Linked DNA regions of Homo sapiens: all the other regions are linked to region 2. A link is an interaction called in ENCODE POLR2A ChIA-PET data of the cell type or tissue named here. Cell type or tissue: OCI-LY7. All regions are shown on one strand. Links, peaks and the distances in the headings refer to the core of each region. The heading gives the core; the rest is flanking DNA.

Region 1 (7,123 bases), core at 924-5,923, 52 kb before region 2:
GATAGGGGCTTGGACCAGTGGAGATTGGGAGAAGTCATGGGGTTCTTCATGTATTCTGAAGCTGGAGCTGCTACAATATGCTGAGGGTTTAATGTGAGGGATAAAAAAAGGAGTCAAGACTACCTCCAAGGTATTGGGCCCCCAAACCAGAAACATTTATTGAGATGAGGTGGTGCTAATGACTTCACATGCATTAGACAACCCATTGCTCAGCCCTGTAAGGTTGGTAACATTATACCCATTTTACAGATAAAGAAACAGTCTTTCAAAATTTAAGTAAACTGTCTAAGAGCATGTAGCTATTAATAGTACCTGAAATAGGATATAGGCCAGTTCTCTCATATTTATAATCCCAGATTCCTAACTCTCAGAGCTCCAGCTTTTTCCTCTGCATAAAGAATCTTCTTATCTACATCCACAAGATTGTGAGAGTTATGAGAATGAAAGTAAAAGTGCTTTATAAATTACAATGTACTATCCAACTATGTATCAGTTATCTATTTCAGTGTAACAAAACACTCTAAACTTAGTGATGTAAAATAACAATATATTATTATCTGTTAAGGTTCTGGAGGTGGACTGGGCTCAACTTGGTGCTTCTTGCTCAAATCTCTCTTGTAGTTTCAGTCTGATACTGCTTAGGCTAGAGTCATCTCAAGGTCTCACTTATGTATCTGGTGGTTGATGACGGCTTTTGGTTAGGACCTCAGCTGGGATTGTTGGCTCGAACATCTATACATGGCTTCTCCATGTGGCCTGGACTTCCTTACAGCATGGTGGCCAACTTCCAAGAGCAAGCATCCCTGAAAAGAAATAATTAGGTAGAAGCTGTGTTATCTTTTATGATCTAGCCTTGGAAGTCATATAGGATCACTTCTGCCATGTATACTACTGATAGAGGCAGTCACAAATTTCCACTGGGTTCAAGGGGAAGGGATATAGACAACATATCTTTATACAGGAGTGGCAAAGTCATATATTCACAGCATGTGGGATGGGAGATACTGTTATCACCATCTTTGGAAAATACAATCTACAATAAAGTAGAAGATATTATTACAAGGGAAGTTTATCAAGGCAAGAAGGCTCGACAAAATGAGACAGATTGCACTCTCAGTGTAAGCCAGGCACAAGCAAATGCAGAAAGAAATGTAGAGAAGGTAACTAGAAACAGTCTCCCAGGGTAGTAGCAGAGTAAGCAGACAGCATTACACAGCCAGATGATGATGGATATCTGGGCCCAGATCCAGAAAATTCTGCTCATTGTTGCATTTTTTTCCCCATCTTTTTTATGATTTGTTCCGGAACTTATGAAAAGAGCTCCAGGTAATACATCTTATAGAAAAAAGGAAAAGCTACACGGAAGCATAACAAAAAACAATTCCCCATCATTCCACCACACAATCGGAATCCATATTAATGTGCTGGTGTTGGGTATGTTGTCTTCCTGGGTGGAGAGCAGTGCAGTGAGTAAGGGCTTTGGGCTTGAAAATCCCACAAACCTGGTTGAAATCCCAGTTCTGTCTCTTTTAGCTGTATGATCTCTTGGGCAAATTACATAACCACTCTGTGCCTCAACTTCCTAGTCTGGAAAACTGGGACGATACTAAAATAATCCTATAATGTGGCACAGGGGCTGGAAAATAGTAAGTTCTCAATGCACATTAGCTTGTAAAATCACTATTAAATAAATACATGATTCTTTTCACAAAATGGGATCATTTGCAAAACAGCATGCATGCTGGTATGTAGCTGCTTTTTTCACTTAATGAATTTATCTTGAATACCTTCCTATATGACTCTGGAAGCAGAAACTTGTATCATTTTGTTTATGAGATGCACATCCTTTCATTGTGAACATGAATTACAATTTGCCTATTTGTTTAACAGCTTCTAATTGATGGATATTTAGCTTTTTTTTTAAAGTTTTACCTATTATGTATAGCCCTGCAATACTCAAGTACTTGTCTAAATATTTTCTTATTGCTTGGAATATTTTTTCAATAAACAAATGAATATTGACAAGTTTCTAGAAGTGGACTTACTGGCCCCAAATGTCCCATTCAGTAATTTTAAATTTACTTTTTATTATGAAAATTTCAAACCCACAGCAAATTAGAAAGCGTAGTACAATGAACACAAACATGTAGCTAGCAAGTATATTCAGCCTGATTACATTCTGCCATACTTGCTTGGTGTTTGTTTTTCTTAAGTATTTTAAAATAAAACATATGCATCATAACATTTCACCCTACTACTGTAAATCTGTGTCTCATAAAAATGAGAACTTCTCCTGTATAATTATTGTACCTAACAAAATTAAGTGCAATTCCCTAATATCTAATATACGATCCATTTAAAAAATTCCCAATGGTCCAAAATGCCATTTTCAGCTTTTTTTTTTTTTACATTGAACACCAACTTTTAATTTTTACTTTTTTTTGATTTTTTTTATTATTATACTTTAAGTTCTGGGATACATGTGCAGAACGTACAGGTTTGTTACATAGGTATACATGTGCCATGGTGGTTTGCTGCACCCATCAATCCATCATCTACATTAGGTATTTCTCCTAATGCTATCCTTCCCCTAGCCCCCATCCCCTGACAGGCCCCAGTGTGTGATGTTCCCTTCCCTGTGTCCATGTGTTCTGATTGTTTAACTCCCACTTATGAGTGAGAATGTTTTTCAAATTAGGATCCAACCAAGGACCAGTTATTACGTTTGATTGTTGCATCTCTTAAGTGTCTTTCCATCAAGAGCAATCCCTTCCGCCTTTGTTCTCCTCTTTAACATTGACTTGCTGAAGAGACTGAGCTGTTGATCTTCTCCTCTTGTAAACATTAAAAACTCCTGTTTCTCAAAGAAAATTCTCGGATGTGAAATCGTTGGATTAAAAGGCCCATCCTGGTTGCAGGCTTCTTCCAGGATGTGTGAGCCCTTTGCTTGCAGGTGTGGGCTGCTCCAAAGTGAGGCTCTCCTCAGCAGATAGATGCCCTTCATTGTCAAGGCTGGCTCTAGCAGGGCACTTGGGAGGCCCCACCCTTTCCACAGGGATGTTGGGGTCCACCGTTCAGTACAAAGTCTCTTCAGAGAAGAGGCAATTTTGGAAGACTTCATTCTCCTCTATCGTCAGATGCAGGTAAGCGTCTCCTGGATAGATTTGTGTTCCTGCTGGTGGGGTGGATGACAGCAGACCTTTATAGTTAGAGATATGCATTGAAATCCTGGTTCTGCCTGTTACTAGGGTAACTTGCTACCTTGGAAAAACCACTTAAATTTCCATTGTATTTCGCCCTCTAGTGGAATGCGCTGAGTCCTTTATCATGCACCTGTCTATTTCATACACTACTGGGTAGCAAAGATACTGCCACTGAGAAGTGGGCAGGTCTCCTAATTTCCACAACAGGCCTCTCAAACTTTCATGTACTTAAGGAACACTTTTGGGGTGAGGGATACTTGTAATAACCAGAGATCTCTGAGATTCTGATTCAGTAGATGAGACCCAGGAATCTACTTTTTAAATTTGTTTTAAAAAAATTTGTATAAATTTAGGGGGTCCAAGTGTCTTTTTGTTACCTGGATATATTGCATAGTGGTGATGTCTGTACTCATTAATGAATTTCTCATCTCTCACCCTCCCCAACCTTCAGAGTCTCCAATTCTATCATTCCATACTCTATGTCCACGTGTATACATTATTTAGCTCCTACTTATACATAAGAACAGGCAGCGTTTGACTTTCTGTTTCTGATGGTCTCCAGTTCCATTCATGTTACTGCAAAGGAAAACATGATTTCATTCATTTTTATGGCCCAGTAGTATTCCATTGTATATATTTCTTAACAGGCACCCTAAGGGATTCTGACTTAGGGACCCTAAGGGATTCAGGGACTATGCTTGAAAAAAGTCTTATCTGGGAACTTCCACTTCCTTGTTAGTAATAGGTAACACTTCATAGCAATTACAGTTGTACCAAGCACTCTTCCGACCACACACAGTAACTTACTCAACCCTCACAACTACTGTGTGTACTAGATACCCATATTTTATACATGAGGAAATCAAGGCTCAGAGAGTTTAAGTAACTTGCCAAGGTTGACACTGATAGCAGGTAGCTGAGCCAAGTGCTAGCATTCTGTGACTTTTTTTTAGAAGTAACAAAATAAATGACCTGGTATTTTAACTTTGAGAGATATGGCACTATCAACAAAAAATAACCACGTGGTATTGCTGAGAATGTTTGGGTGATAAGGAGCTCTGAATTCAGGGCTGCCTTCCAGAAAACAAGCTGTCAGTTTTAAGGGTGAGAATTGATACAGATGTTTCCAGTGAGAAATTTCAGTACCTGAAGATTAGACAATATCATCAGGTTTTGCTATTTTTTTAACTAATGGAAATGTCCTTTCCAGTGTTGTTACATTATTCAATTTGGGAATAAGAAACACACGATACTGAAGGATGCTTTCAGAAACCAAAGTTGAGTCTTTGGCCGTCTTGTTCTGACATCATTCTGGTGAACCAATCCAGTTTCCTTCTACACTCTGAGAGAGGATGTTGTGGTAGGGTTGCCTGTTAAAATACAGGACGCCCAGATAAATTTGAATTTCAGATAAATGATGAATATTTTAGTATAAATATGTATACTTATAGGTGTATGTATATATGTATGAATACGTCTCAAATATTGCAAATATCTGTTTGCTAAATATAACAACTGTAGATTGTGGTGCAGGGCAATGCTTCTCAAACTTTACTCTGTATATAAGTCAGCTGGGAATTTTGTTAGAATGCAGACTCTGGGGCGCGGTGGCTCACGCCTGTAATCCCAGCACTTTGGGAGGCCGAGGCGGGCGGATCACGAGGTCAGGAGATCGAGACCATCCCGGCTAAAACGGTGAAACCCCGTCTCTACTAAAAATACAAAAAATTAGCCGGGCGTAGTGGCGGGCGCCTGTAGTCCCAGCTACTTGGGAGGCTGAGGCAGGAGAATGGCGTGAACCCGGGAGGCGGAGCTTGCAGTGAGCCGAGGTCCCGCCACTGCACTCCAGCCTGGGCGACAGAGCGAGACTCCGTCTGAAAAAAAAAAAAAAAAAAAAAGAAAAAAAAAGAATGCAGACTCTGAGTCAGTCGTTGCTATGTTAAAGCTGCTGTTCTAAAGACCACATCCAAAAGGAAAGTGTGAGCAGAGATATTTGTTGAGCTTGGCTGGAATAGAAGAACCACCTGTGGCGCCTATTGAAAATATAGATACTTTGCCATAACAAAGTACTGTAGTTTGAATGGCTTAAATAATGGGAATGTATACTCTCACAGTTCTAGAGGCTGGAAGCCCAAGACCAAGGTATCAGCAGGTTGGTTTTCTTCTCAGATTTCCCTCTCTGACTAGCAGACAGCTGCCCTCTCACCGCCTCTTTACATGGTTGTGTCTCTGTATCTGTGTGCCCATGGTGTGTCTATGTGTCCTAATCACCTCTTTTAGTAAGAATATCGGTTGTATTGAATTAAAGTATACTCTAATGGTCCCATTTTCACTTAATTACCTCTTTAAAGTTCCTGTCTCCAAATGCAGTCATTGGGTTAGGATTACAACATATGAAGTTTGGGGACACACAATTCAGTCTGTAACACCATCTGAGAACCACTGAGACCAGACTTTCTGTGGGAGGGACTTTCAGAGGCTACCAATTTGGCCAGCTGGAAGCCCTGGTTGAAGAAGAACATCCCAGGTGAGTTTTATCAGGTAAATTTAAGAAATCTGGTATAGAATAGTAATTCTTCAACTTGAGCATCAATTGGAATCACCTGAAGAACTTGTTCAGCGCCCCAAGATTCTGACTGAAGAGGTTAAGGTGGAGCTCAGATTCGGCTTCTTAACAAGAAGACATGCTTAAGGACACCACCTTAGACACATCCCTCAACCTCTCTCACAAGCGGAGGCAGGAGGAACATACTCATCACATGGCTGTGGTGTGGATTTCCTGAGATTAGGAGGCAAAAGCTCTTGGGAACTTCAGGGCCCTATGTTAGAAGAAGGTGAGTCATGGTGATGAATTTTCCACCAGTTATAAAGCATGCGAACCAAAGTCAATGTATTTTCATGAATAGCAAAACAGTGTGTACTTTTTTTTTTTAATCTTTAACTTTTATTTTAATTTCCGGGGAACACGTGCAGGATGTGCAGGTTTGTTACATAGGCAAACGTGTGCCATGGTGGTTTGCTGCACAGATCATCCCATCACCTGGGTATTAAGCCCAGAATCCACTAGCTTGTCTTCTTCATCCTCTGCCTCCTCCCAACATCCCCTGACAGGCCTCAGTGTGTGTTGCTCCACACCCCACCTCCACCACCATGTGTCCATGTGTTCCCATTGTTCAGCTCCCGCTTACAAGTGAGAACGTGTGGTGTTTGTTTTTTTGTTCTTGCGTTAGTTTGCTGAGGATAATGACTTCCAGCTCCATCCACGTTCCTGCAGAGGACATTATCTCTTTCCTTTTTATGGCTGCATAGAATTTCATGGTGTGTATGTACCAGATTTTCTTTATCTAATCTATCACTGATGGGCATTTGGATTGATTCCGTGTCTTTGCTGTAGTGAATAGTGCTGCAATGAACATACGTATGCATGCATCTTTATAATAGAATGATTTATATTTCTTGGGGTATATACCCAGTAATGGGATTGCTGAGTCAAATGGTATTTCTGCCTCTAGGTCTTTGAGGAATCACCACGCTGTCTTCCACAATGGTTGAACTAATTTATACTTCCACCAAGAGTGTAAAAGTGTTACTTTTTCTCCATAACCTCACCAGCATCTATTGTTTCTTGACTTTTTAATAATTGCCATTCTGACTGGCATGAGATGGTATCTCATTGTGGTTTTGGTTATTAGAACTTTCTTATTATTCTATTCATGGATGAGTCAGCAAGGTGTCCTTCATTCTTGCCACCATAGTGGTCTTTATTAAAGAGCACATTGCTAGATCCCATGAGGCCAGTTTTCCAAATGCGATGCGAGTTGAAGATAAAATCCACCTAGTTTGGGAATGGAAAAGAGTTGAAAGGCCTCCAAATTATGTGATTAAACCTGCAATCTCCTGAGAAACTGCTTTCTTGTTAC
Region 2 (7,123 bases), core at 763-5,762:
AAATATGTCTCAAGTATTGCATGTGACACATGATATTTTAAAATATGATAGTTGCTCTGTACCCTCTTATCCTAAAATGAGAAGCTAAGTCACCAAAGCAATACATGCTAAGAGATGGCAAAGCTGGTTGGCCAGGTTCTGAGAATACCCACCGCTGGCAATTAAGGTGGGAGGAAGATATGAGGAAATGCATGGTGTGGTATATCCCTTTGTTTTCACACCTTCCCTCATGGAGGAGGGGAGAGCTGTGTGTGCAACCTAAGCCCAACTTTAAGTGATGCAAGGAAAACACTAGTGGAGATAAATGCCTATTCGTTCTGGTTTAGGCCTATGGTGGTAAAGCAAAGAGGACGACACTCTACGGACAGATTATTTTTTTCTTTCTTCTCTCTTCCCTCTTCCTCTTCCTCTCCTCCTCCTCCTCCCCTCCTCCTTCCCTTTTCCCCTCCTTTTCCTCCTTCTTCTACTCATCTTCCTCCTCCTTCTCCTTCTCCTTCTCTTCTTCTTGATGGAGTCTTGCTCTTTTGCCCAGACTGGAGAGAAGTGATGCAATCAGCCTCAAACTCCTGGACTCAGGTGATCCTCCCACCTCAGCCGCCCAAGTAGCTAGAACTAAAGGCATATGCCACCACACCTTGCTAATTTTTAATTTTTTTGTAGAAATCCAGTCTCACAATTTTTCCCAGGCTGGTCTTAAACTCCTGAGCTCGAGTAATCCCCATGCCTTGGCCTCCCAAAGTGCTGGGATTATAGGCATGGGCCACAATGCCTGGCGTCAGATGCTTCTTGGCTTTACATCCTAATAAGCCCATTGTAAGTTGAAACTATTCTAAGTTGAAAATGCATTTAATATTCCTAACCTACCAAACATCATAGCTGAGCCTAGCCTAAAATGTTCTCAGATCACTTACATTAGCCTGTGGTTGGACAAAATCATTTAGCACAAAGCCTATTTTATAATAATGTTGATTGTTGCATGTGATTTATTGAATATTGTACTACAAATGAAAAACAGAATGGTTTTGTGGGTACTTAAAGTACAGTTACACCATTATAAAGTTGAAAAATCATAGCCAAGCCATAGCGAGTTGGGACCATCTGTGCTTATCTCCATATTAAGGAAAGATGTATGGTTTTGCAGAGGCAGTGTGAAAGAGTTTCCACCCAGAGAGCTTCCGGTGGGGGGCAAGTGACCCAGGAGAGTGTTGGAGAGTAGGAATTCCAGGGATAAGACGGGGGGCAGGAAGCATACCAAAGGTGTTGCTAGTGTCATAGGAGCTGTGGTCAGAAGGCCCCCATGGGAGGGTGTCCTAGGAAACACTGAAGAGCCCCCACGTGTAGGAATCTGCATTTGTATTCCTGCCACCCTCCAGAAGGCTCAGCTCCTAAGCCATGACTTCCTTCTGGATTAGAGTCTTCAGGCCTCAGAAACAGAGCTGGTGAAGAAGCTGTGTGTATTAATCAGGGTTCTCTAGAGGGACAGGATTAATAGAATAGATGTATATATGAAAGGGAGTTTATTAGGAGAATTGACTCACACAATCACAAGGTGAAGTCCCACAATAGGCCATCTACAAGCTGAGGAGCAAGTAAGTCAGTCCAAGTCCCAAAACCTCAAAAGTAGGGAAGTGCAGCTTTCAGTCTGTGGCCAAAGGCCTGAGAGCCTCTGGCAAACCACTGATGTAGGTCCAAAAGTACAAAAGCTGAAGAACTTGGAGTTTGATATTTGAGGGCAGGAAGCATCCAATACAGGAGAAAGATAGGAGTCCAGAAGACTCAGCCAGTCTAGCCTTTCTATGTTCCTTGGCCTCTTTTTATCCTAGCCATGCTGACAGCTGATTATATGGTGCCCACCCAGATTGAGGGTGGGTCTGCCTCTCCTAGTCCACTGACTCAAATGTTAATCTCCTTTGGCAACACCCTTACAGACATACCCAGGAACAATATTTTGCATCTTTCAATCCAATCAAGTTGACACCCAATATTAACCATCACAGTGTGGACGGATGGGACAGGGCAAAAAAAGAAGCAACCACACCTCCTGCCCTCACTGAAAACTTCCCCTCTTGAGGTGAATTTGAACTAGGAAAGGAGAACAATTTAAAATTTAGAGTCGTAATATACTTTAAAGTGGACTTTGTAGTTACTGAAATGAGATTGTTCTTGTGACTTGAAAGGGACCAGAGAAGCTTTGGGTGTTATCTCACTTTTCATGTAAGAACAAAAAAGATTAACACAAAGTACGGGTTGGAGGAGATGGGGAGGAAGCATACCAACTTTTTTCATGATGTGTCCTGTTGAGTCCAGCATTTCTCATGTATTAGCTATAAAAACAACAGAGTGATTTGTAGACTCAAGGAAACAGATCAGTAAGTAGAAATATCAAGTAAGAGAATAAACATTGAACGTTTAATTATTGACATAGAAGGGAGACTATACATAATTACAGTGAATCCAGATGAGATTAAAACAGTAAGAATGCTAATAGATAAATAAGACTAAAACAAGCAGCTTAATAATAAATGGTGTCTCTAAGGTGGATATTCCTCCCAAAGCAAAAAATAAAAATAAAAAAAGGGCACTCAGAGATATAACACAAAATAATTTCCCTGAAATGAAGAGAAAATCACATCTGCAGATCCAGGAGCACACACTGATTCAGCACATCCCATCCTTGAGGTTTCCAGGCAGAAAAAGCAAATTATTTACCTGGGAGAAGAAATCCGGATGGCCTCAGACTTTTCCATGTTGACATCCAAGGCCAGAAGACAGAAAGTCTGCAGTGCTTGAGGGAGAGAGAGCACCACCCAATGACCAGAGTTGCTTTTATTTCTAATGGTTACAGAGCAACATTGTCAAACATGAAATAAATCAGGAAATGTAGAGCCTGTGAGCTCTTGCTGGGGGGAAACTCTCCTGAAAACTAAAGCCAGCCAATGGAGAGACCAATCAGAGTAAGAATCCAGGAATGACAAATCCAGGAATGAGAAACAGTCTGGTGGGGAGCACTGACTGTGTTTAAATATAATATGATATTTTGACAGGTGTAGGAAAGTAACTTAGTCAACAGCCATCCTACCCTCCATTTATAGTGCAAGGTTGTGAAAGCAAAACTTTCATTTCTCAGCACCTCTTAATTTAGATTGTGCCAACCAGATGCTCTCTAGACAAAGGTTCTGAATGCGGAAATAAAGTGTAGGCATGCTGTCTTGACTTCTGCGTTTTCTGCTGCAGGCACCCAAGGGGAAGCCTTGAGTTTTCCGTTGCCGTTCTCCAATCGTGAATTGTGGTATCAAGTTAGTTCTCTTTCCTGCCAAGGTGGATCTAAGAAGCAGGGTGTAGCTCTGAAACCCATAGTTGGATGGCAATGGTTTTCTGATACCTGTGTTAGTCCCTAGAGTTGACCATTCTATTGTCGTTTGCCAAGATGTGGACCTTCTTGATGGTGACAGTGGTAATAACTCTCATTTTGGACCCATTCTTTCATATTCAAAATGGAGTTTCTCAGCCTAAGTATTGTTGACATTTTGGGTCAAATAATTCTGTTGTGAGGGCTATCCTGTACAAAGTAGGATGTTGATCATCTACATGTCAGATGTCTATAGCACCCGCCCTCCTCCCAAGTTGTGACAATCAAAAATGTCTTCAGACATTACTTAATGTCCCCTAGGGACCAAATGCCTCCTGTTGAGAACCTCTGCTCTGTAATCATAAAGCCTGCTTCTACAACTCTTGCAATCCTCCTGTTCAGTTTTGTGTTGTGTAAGATTCGAAAAAAGAGAGGTTTAAAAGAGTTCCACAGAGCAAGAGTTTGGAACAAGGATCACAGAGTGACTTTCTGCCCCTGGAACAGTAGAGTTTTGTTTAGGGAGACTGAGTCTCTATCTGGGTATGTAGCAAGAGTAGTGGCTGGACTTACGGGCGCCCTAAATCTTCACCTTGTGATTCTTTGAGGAGTCTCTTCCATCCCCATTGATATTGTGGTGCAGGCCTTGAACTATTAGAAAACCATGTGGCAGAAGTATATTCTAAGTAGAATTACTCTGCCTCACCCTGATGTCCTGTACATTATTTGATGATCATGATGATGACAACAAGTATTACGAGTGGAGTGGTAGTACAGTAGTCTGCACTTATCCTTGGGGAATTTGTCCCAGGACTCCCAGTGGATGCCTATCACAGATAGCACTGAATCCTAGATATACTGTGTTTTTTTTTTCCCCTGTACATACATAGTCATGATAAAGTTTAATTTACAATAAGATATTAAGAACAATAATAAGAAAATAGAACAATTACAACAATATGCTATAATAAAAGTTATGTGAATGTGGTCTTTTTCTCTCAAACTTATTGTACTGTACTTGCCTATTTTTGGACCACAGTTGACCCTGGGTAACTGCATCACAGGAAGCAAAAGCTCTGATGAAGAAGGTCCATTGTAGGAGTAGTTTTGGCCCAACAGGCACAGTCTTTGTCCTATCTTCTAATAAATTATAAAATGACTTTCTTATTCCACATCCCTCTCTTCTTTTCTCTATTGAATTTTGGGTGGACTTCTTAAAGCATTACTTTTTGAATTATAAATTATAGGTTCATCTAGAAAAAATCTGAAAAATATAAAGAATACAACAAAAATTTTCTACAATCCCACTGGCCATGGATTCTGATTGTTTACATTTTGCTGCATTTCCTTGAAATGTTTTCCTTTATGTTTCTCTATATACATGCATGCCAATGTTTGTAATTATATACTTTTTAAAAACAAAACTGCCATGATAAATATACACATAGTTTACATCCTGCTTCTTCACATAAAGGTATTTCATGTAATATTTCGCATAACATTGTGAAGGAAAAATATGAATTTTCTTTCCACTATCCCCTATGTTTGTGCTTTTTAGAGCCAATCTTCTTCCCCTTGTCTTGTGCCATTCATTTATTCAACAGATATTTGTTGAGTCTTTTCAATAGGGCAAATTCTGGCTTAGACACTGAGGATACAAAGCTCAGAAAGAAATGACTTCTGTGCTTGAGGAGCCCTTTCAATTGGAGAGACATGAGGAAACAAATCACTTCAATGCCATTTTCTTTGCTGCCACTATCACCAGCCACTTCCTTGCCATTATTTAAAAATAGGAATTAAGCTCCTGATTGCAGAAAGGACTGATTCAGGCAAGATGTTAGAAATCTCGGGCAGACATGCTGATACAGAGGCACATCTGTAAGTCAGTGAGCTGTTCACATCCATTGGAGGTTAAGGACAACTGCATATTAGCAGAAGAAAGCAAGGGTCAGTATGTAATTGGGAGGAGAACTGGAAAAGTGATTATAGACATGGCACAATCAGTTATTTGCCCAGCAAGACCCTAGAGAGGATTGGAAGCAAAAAAGTTGTAAGAGAGGACTGATTAGTGGCACCAGCTGGTAAACATGTTTTCTGCAGAATGATACCTGTTGCTTTAGATTTCAATATCTGCAACATTTCTATGTCTGCAACATTGTAGCCGAAGTCATTTGCATCAATCCTCTGCTTCCAAGCAGCCATATCTCTCTTTCAGTCATCATGAACAGAAATGCTTGACTTGTACTCATCAGATTTGTGGAAAGAGTTCTGAGAGTCAAAAACCCTGAAGGTCAAGAAGCATGTTGAAATCTTACTGCAGTTCTCTCTATCCAGGGCTTAAACTGGCTAAATAATAGTGTAGTGGGCTCTTGCTGCCATGTAAGTCATGACATTTTTTTTGTTCAGAGATACTTTACAAAGTGTCCTTGACCTATCTTCTATCCGTGAGGAAGAACCATATATATATATGTGTGTTTTTGTTTGTGTGTGTATATATACACACACACATACTTTTATACTACATATATACATTTATACTACATATATGTGTATATATATACATACATTTATACACACATACATATACCTGTATATGTGCATATGTATGTATGTATATGTAAACGTATGTATGTAGTATAAATTTAGGCAGTACAAGTGCAATTTTGTTACATGGATATATTGCATAGTAGTGAAGTCTGGGCTTTTATTGTAACCATCACACAAATAGTGTATATTGTACTGATTAAGTGATTTCTCATCTCCCATCCCTCTCCCACCCTCCCACTTTCAGAGTCTCCAATGATTATTATTCCACACGCTTGATGTATATACTTTATTTAGCTCCCACTTATAAGTCAGAACATGTAGTATTTGACTTTCTGATTCTGAGTTGTTTCACTTAAGATAATGGCCTCCAGTTCCACCCATGTTGCTGCAAGAACCACATATTCTTTAAATGAGTCCATCACAAGGGGAGAGGTACTAGATCCAGGTTATGTGCCACCTCATACTTGCTCAGTCTGCCTGCACCCTCTCACTTGGGGCCTCAGCTACCTGCCCAGTATCCTGTTGGAATGGCCCAGGGAAGGCTCCTGTTCTTATGTTTCTAAAGTTCCTGTGGACATTCCCTTCCCTAGGGACAAAAGCCTAGGCTTGGTTGTACTCACTGTGGCATGGTCCATAGCAGTTCCAGCTCCTGGATCTGGACCTACAAGGCTCTGGCTTTCCCAGAGCTGCCCAGAAGGGCCTTGTACCACAATATAAAAGTGCAGGAAAGATAATAGCCCGTGGGGAGAACTTTGATCAGTAAGTGATAGGAGAGGGGAAAGGAGCCACAGATAGTGTTGCTACCATTCCCCTTGATGGACCGTTCTTCAACATGGCCATCCCATGTGGCTTCTGAGCGACTGAGTGATGGTGTTATGTTCTGCTGGGAAGCCAAGGTCAACTTACTGATGCACCACCCTGCTTTGGTTTCCCTTCCTTCCCTAATTCACGTCCCCATTTCTGTTACTCTTGCTACCCCAGGATTAAACTCCCTTAATAAAGTGTGAACACAATTTTTTCAAAGTGTGTCAATCAGGGTTGAATAGTTATAGCTAACTCTTATTTTGAATTGTAATTAATTTCAAAAACAAATAAGAACTTCGTAGGCTGTTGTGGTCAGTTCAGGCTGTTATAACAAATTACCATATACTGGTTATGGCTTATAAATAGGAGTTACCTATTTCTCACAGTTATAGAGGCTGAAAGTCCAAGATCAGGGTGCCAGCATGG
Region 3 (7,123 bases), core at 872-5,871, 97 kb before region 2:
AAGTGAATCCATAGCAGCAGATCCCCTTTTAGTTAGAGATCTAACCTCTCTCAAGAAGCAAACATGGATTTATACCTCCCTCATTTGATGGTCAGCTTAGGACAATTGCTGAATTCTCTGACACTGTTGGGAATCCGCACAGTAAAATACATGTGATTTCTACTGAAAATTCAGATATAAGTCAAACTGCTACATTGGAGAGGTAAGAGATTCTGATTCTGCCACTTAATCATCTTCTGAATATTAGGCCAGGAAAGAGGAAGTATAACATGACTTAAATTTTTGAGGGTACTGGGAATCTATGCACCTCTCTCCATAATTGTGACCTTGACTTAGCTAGTGCGGTCGTGCAGCATGTCACACATATTGGCTGGTAAAATATAAGATGATTAAATAAAATACATGAAACAATGTATTTTTTTTTTTCTGAGACGGAGGCTGGCTCTGTCACCCAGGCTGGAGTGCAGTGGCGCCATCTCGGCTGACTGCAAGCTCCACCTCCCAGTTTCACGCCATTCTCTTGCTTCAGCCTCCCAAAGTAGCTGGGACTACAGGCGCCCGCCCCCATGCCAGGCTAATTTTGTTTTTGTATTTTTAGTAGAGACTGGGTTTCACCGTGTTAGCCAGGATGGTCTCGATCTCCTGACCTCGTGATCCGCCTGCCTCGGCCTCCTAAAGTGCTGGGATTACAGGCATGAGCCACGGCACCCGGCCGAGACAATGTACTTTATTTAGTGGCTACAGATTCATTTTTACATGTATTAAAATATTGCTAGAACCTCAACTCTTTGGTTTCATGGATACAATTCTCAGGACATTGTGAAAATAAAGGCCTTAATTTGAAACAAACTTTAAGACAATTTTAGAGAAAATACTACAATGGGGTATGCAAGATATGCATGAAGAAAGTGAAGGACTGAAGTATGGGAACTACCACTAGGGTAGAGTTATTTTTCTTCCTTTTAAGATGTTGGTGAGCCTTGTCTGTCTTTTCTGAAGTATTTGGAGAAAAGGGAGGGAGGACAGAGTGGGAGGAAGAGAGAAAATGGACCTGACCAGTTAGAGAACTATAGTTATTCAAAGTTTATCAAGTAGAAAAAGAGAAACATTCAAAAACATATTTTGAAATATATTTTGAAAAAGCAAATACAAACATTTAGAGAATAGTGTCATGAACCCCAATATAGCTATCACCCAAATTCAACAATGGATTTTGTTGGGTTCTCAGATCAAGTCATGACCAATCTTGTTTCAGTTGCATCCCATCCATTTCCTTTCATCCTCCCAGATTATTTTGAAGCAAATTCCAGGTATCATATCTTGTCTATATGTATCTCAGCAGTCATCTTAGAAAGATAAGAACTTTTTTTAAAAACAGAGATTTCTAGTTGCTTTTCTGGCAGGTAAGAAACATAGAAGTTGCCACTCTGTCCTAACAAGTACAAATAAATGAGGTCATCAGACCCATCAAAGAAATGAGGTCACAGGAAAGACTACTGTCCCCAAAATTGGAGAGATTGGGAGCTACAATCCAAGATGAGATTTGGGTGGGGATACAACCAAACCATATCACCATGCTAACATCAGTCAAAAGAAGTGGAAGTAGCTATACTAATTTCAGACACAGCAGACCTCAGAGCCAGGAAAATTATCAGAAATAAAGAGGGGATATTACTTAATGATAAAAGTGTCAATGCTCCAAGAAGACATAACAGTCTTTAAGATGTGTATGCCTAATGACAGTGTCAAAATAGTTGAAACAGAAACTGAGAGAATTGCAAGGAGAAACAGGAGAATCCACCCTTATAGTTGGAGACTCCAACACTCCTCTATTAGAAGAGGACAGATCCAAAAGGTGGAGGACATGGTTGAACTCAAGAGCACCATCAGTCAACTTGTATTGCACATATTAGAAAAGAAGAATCTCAAATCAATAATTTAAGCCCTCACCTTAGGAAGCTAGAAAAGGAAGAGCAAATTAAATCCAAAGTAAGCGGAAGAAAAGAAATAATAAAAGCTAGAATGCACATCAATACAATTGAGAAACAAAAAGTCAACAAAGAAAATAAATGAAATGAAAAACTGGTTCTTTGAAAAGATCAATAAAACCTCTAGCTGGGCTAAGAGAGAGAGATGACATAAATTACTAGTACCATACATTAAAGAGGGGATATTACTACAGAACCCGTTGATGTTAAAATGATAACAAAAGGTTATTATGAACAGTTCTATGCTCACAACTTGATAATCTAGATGAAATGGACACAATTTCTTGAGGAATACAACGTGTCAAATGTTACACAACAAGAAAGAGGCAATCATAAGCCAATATCTATTAAAGACATTGAATCAATAACTAATAACCTTTAACCTTTAAAAATAAAAGCACCAGACCCAGAGGGGTTCACTGCTAAATTATACCAAACATTTAAGGAAAAGAAATCATACCAATTCTCTACAATCTCTTCCAGAAGATTAAAACAGTGAATAGTTTCTAACTCAGTCTAAGAGGCCAACACTGCTTCAGTACAAAAATTAGACAAAGATATTACATGGAAAAACCATAAAGAGTAATACCTCACACATACATAGGTACAAAAATCCTTAACAAAATATTAGTAAGTTCAATCCAACAATGTATAAAAATAATTATGCACCATGATCAAGTGTGGTTATCAACAAACTGATTTTAAAGTTTCTATGGAGAAGCAAAATACCCAGAATAGCCAACCCAATATCAAAAGAGAAGAACAAAACTGGAGGCAGTAAAAAGTGTTGTGGTTGACAGGGCTTAGATGAGAGGGACAGATGAATAGACAGAGAGCATAGAGGATGTTTAGGGCAGTTAAATTATTCTGCATGATACTTTAATGTGAATACATGTCACTATACATTTGTCCAAACCCACAGAATGTCCAACACTAAGTGATCCCTAATGTAAACTGTGGACTTTGGGTGAAAATGGTGTGTCAGTGTAGGTTTATTGGTTGCATTAAATATACACTCTAGTGTATGATGTAGAGAGTAGGGTATGTTGTGTGTGTGGGGTGGGCGGGAAGCAGGAGGTAGATAGGAACTCACTGCACTTTCTGCACTTTTTGCTGTGAACCTAAAACTGCTCAAAAAATAAAATGTATTAACAATAAAAAAGCCAAAATAGCAGTGTCATTGTTACAACATCAAATATATGAGTAGTTCCCAAATGCCATAAATATTCGCTCAATGTTCAAATTTCCCTGAGTGCCTCATGAATTATTTTAGATTTTTACAGTTTGCTTATATTAAGTCCTGAAAAAGGTCCATACTTTGCTATTAGTTGATTTGTATTGAGTTGTATTATACCAATGTGTCCTTGGTGCTTATTTTTACTTTCTATTTTAGTGAAGATAAAAGGCAATTTTTAATCTATCAGAACCATTTACATTGCTACCTACATTTCTTAATTTATTAAGCATCAAGCACTCGAATGTCCTCAAGATTCTGCCAGGTAACATACAGACTGGAAAAGTGAGCTAGATGAAGACTGTGACCAACAGGAGGGCTCAGGTTCTTTCTGTAGGTGGCAGCACTTTCTCAGCTCTGGCCACTACTACCCTGCAGAAATTTGTATAGTAGGGGAGGGTGTATGACTAGATTTTCCAGAGAAGCTGGCAATCTCAATTTTCATATCATGTCTCCTGACTTTTAAATGTTGTCAAATAATGCAAAATTTTGAAACACCAATATGCAGGTCAAACAAAACACATCTGCAAAAGTTTCCAGCTTATGACCTACCAGCACATTATTTTTGCTACAGATAATTAAATGGACTGCTGTCATTTCTATTGCCTTCTATCTTTTCATTCTGGAAGTTGAGGGGGAACATACTCTCCTCCTTATGCCCTTGTCTCCCTTTCAATTTCAGACTGTGACTCGTATTTTAGGAAGAGCTGATCTGGCCCAAATGCTTCCCTTTACTTATGGGTTACTGGGGCTCAGAGAAGACAAGTATGTTAAAAAAAAATCAACGGGCTTTGTTGATTATCTAAATCTTTAATCTAGTTCTGATGCCAGTGCAGGGTACTGTGCACCATAGCCGGTTATTAGTAAAGCAATAATGCAGCACCATCATGCCACTAAACACGTTTCTGTTCTAGGAGCATAAACTTTCCCAGGCGTTGGCATCCCATGACTTGTTCAGTTACTTGGAAGCAGAGAAGGAAGAAGGGAGCTAACAGTCACCAAGAAACTGGAAAGCTCTGGACCCTGTCCTAGATGCATTGTGTTATCTTAATAATTAACCATCACACAAAATCACCAAGATGTGGATATTATTATCTTTTTGAATACATGAAAAAAAGTGAGGCTCAAAGATTTAAGCCACTTTTTCTAGGCCACACAGATATTAAGTAACAGACCCTGGTTTGTGTGACTCTCAATCCTGGGTTCTTTCCATAACTCCATTAACTTCATACTGCCTGTCATTTCCAAGCTCCCAATGACACCCAATGTCATTTTCTTAATTTCTGCAACACTGTAACCTAAGACAGATGGCTTAGGGAGTAGTGCTGCTTTCCTAGAGGACAGCCAAGGACCATAGCAGCATGTTGTCTTGGAGGTTTCTCTCCCTTCATCGCTACTATTCTCCTTCCTCCACTTCAAGTCACCTTTCTGGAACTCATTTACCAATCAGGACCAATTCACTTGCTAGGTTAGTGTCCCAGCAGGAAACAGATAAAATATTCAAATGAGATAATTGAGTTAAGTTTAATGAAGGAGACATTAGATAGGTATGGGCAGTGTTAAGAGAGACTCACAAACAGTGGTGTAGGACTCCATGGCTAGTGACATCAGGGAATATTTGCTGCCACCAAACAGCAGCTGTGGTCTTGGAAAAAGGCAGCCACTGCAGCCTGACAGCCTGGCCAGGAAGTAGCTAGGGATCAAAACTGTGATGTCCCTCCCATATATGAAAGGAAGAAAGAAGGAAAGAAGGAAGGAAGGAAGGAAGGACAGACAGACATGGAGGGAGGGAGGGAAGAAGGAAGGAAGGAAGGAAGGAAGGAAGGAAAGAAGGAAGAGACAAAGTAGAAAATGGAAATGGAGGTGCAAACAAAGAATACTCTGATTATTTCCTTCACTTTTCTGCAAGCTGCTGCCACCTAAGCAGACATGAGCCTTGTTCTGAAGGACACCTCTGCTAGAAAAGATCAGATACTTCCCTCTCATTCTGAGCTTCACTGCTGTGTCCCTGGCTGGAATCCCAGCCAGCTTGCATCCAGACACACCTTTGGCTCTGCACTGGCATACGTGAGACTCGCTACCATCTGGGTCAGGCAACCAACATTTTTCAAGCTCATGCTATAGGATACCGAGTGGAAAAGCCACCTTCTTTCCCAAGCACATCTGCACGGTTAACATCTGCACATTTCTGCTCTTTCTGGAAACTTGACCTGTGTTTTTACTTCACTTTCTTGCTTTCTCTGGCCCTGCTCTTTTACTTGAATTCCTAATAATATTTTGCTCCCCCTCTACCCCTCTGCCTCCAGGACCAGAGTGCCAGCAAATCAAGTTATTTTCATTTTATGAATATGCATATACAAAACCCAAGATATTTTCTGAGAGAAACTTCAAATTTGATCTGCAGGAAATATGCTGTTATTTCTGCCAATGAATAGAAGTATCGCTGAATTAAACCAAAAGCCAGCCGGTTCTGTGCTCTTGGAAAGCGTTTTGCCATTTTTCAGGGAAGAACTTTTTCAGTGTGCTGTTGTTGCTTGGACAAACTATTTTTTATTTTATCAAACATATGGAGAAAGTTGGGGTTTTGCCCTCCTTCAAAATTCTTAGAGAAGACAATGCACAATCGATTTCACATGATGTAAACCTTAAGTCCCTTGCTTCAGAAATCTGTTTCTTTCCTAACTACATCAGAATCAGCACTTTCCTTCTCATGTTAGGTCCTCTTTGTGCAATCAGCAAAAATGTAACAATTTGATTTTTTTTTTGGCTCCTCATAGCACTTTTCCCAATTATACTTGCTTGACACTATACAACAGCATAATAAAGGGTTGGTTTCCCCCTATCTGCAACACAAAACATGGTACAGACATGAGTGATTAAAAAAGACAGAGCAAGAGCAAAGAGCTCATATCTTAACAATGGTGTCATTACAGAATTTTAATGCTTATGCCAGTTGAACTTTCTGGCAAGTTAGACTAATGTTAGAGTAACATTAAGTTAGTCATTAAATACTGAGCATGCTACTTATAAATGTTGATTGGATCCTATTGGTTGATGATGTTGGGTTATTCTTTACACTTGCTAATTTTTTGTCTAATTGTTCTATCAGTTGTTGAGAGGGATGTTGAAATCGCCAACTATAACTGTGTACACTTCTGTTTTTCTTTTAACTATGTTGTATTTGGTGGCTTTGTTGTTTGATGCATACACATTTAGGATTGCTATGTCTTCTTGTTTGATTGATCTTTTTAATCATTATATATTGATTTTTTAATCGTATATATTTTATCATTATATACTAGATATAGAACTTTTTATCAATAAATATATATTTCCTTATCATTATATATTATATATGATTATATGTCATCATGTATTATTATTATATGTTTTATCACTGTCTATCCATGTTTCTGGTAATTTTCTCTGCAGTCTACTCTGTTATTAAGATAGCCACTTTAATTTTGATTTTGTTAATGTTTTGAGGATATATCTTTTTATACTGTGTCATCATTTTATCATTTGAAATGATGTATGAAAGCCCAGGTTCCTTTTATGCCCCTTTAAACTCTTACGTTTATAATATATAGTCATGAGCCATATGACAATGTTTTGATCAAAGATAGACCTCATATATGATGGTCCCATAAGATTATAATGGAGCTTAAAATTTTCTATCACCTAGTGAGTTTGTAACTGTCATAATGTTGTAGCACAATGCATTTGTTACTCATGTTTTTGTAGTGATGCTGGTATAAACAAACCTATTGTGTTGCCAGTCATATAAAGTTATAGCACATAAAATTATGTAGTGCATAATAATGATAGTGGTAATAAATATGTATAGTGTTTTTTAAGGTCTACAGTAGCATACAGTAATGGCCTAGGACTTCACATTCAC

The links. Peaks named below come from ENCODE experiments on the same cell type or tissue, not always from the same donor. Only the 100,000 strongest peaks of a DNase experiment are listed, where the experiment ranks them.
Region 1: POLR2A ChIA-PET joins it to region 2 with 6 read pairs; 1 of 35 experiments calls an interaction of 5 or more read pairs at or near these places.
Region 3: POLR2A ChIA-PET joins it to region 2 with 9 read pairs; 2 of 35 experiments call an interaction of 5 or more read pairs at or near these places.

Annotation. Positions count from the first base shown.
Region 1 is chr3:67,860,768-67,867,890 of GRCh38, forward strand. The region is part of intron 5 of SUCLG2-DT (SUCLG2 divergent transcript); the gene reads left to right. Among named protein-coding and RNA genes, the nearest start is that of TAFA1, 140 kb to the right of the region's middle. In OCI-LY7, for the core only: CTCF peaks have their summits at 3,300 (motif pointing left) and 3,503; a DNase peak (open chromatin) is centred at 3,314.
Region 2 is chr3:67,913,392-67,920,514 of GRCh38, forward strand. The region is part of intron 6 of SUCLG2-DT (SUCLG2 divergent transcript); the gene reads left to right. Among named protein-coding and RNA genes, the nearest start is that of TAFA1, 87 kb to the right of the region's middle. In OCI-LY7, for the core only: no CTCF peak of the experiment used is centred there; a DNase peak (open chromatin) is centred at 3,170; H3K4me3 peaks cover 963 bases; H3K27ac peaks cover 1,254 bases.
Region 3 is chr3:67,816,085-67,823,207 of GRCh38, forward strand. All of the region lies in intron 3 of SUCLG2-DT (SUCLG2 divergent transcript), which reads left to right. Among named protein-coding and RNA genes, the nearest start is that of SUCLG2-DT, 160 kb to the left of the region's middle. In OCI-LY7, for the core only: CTCF peaks have their summits at 3,558 (motif pointing right) and 3,759; a DNase peak (open chromatin) is centred at 3,557.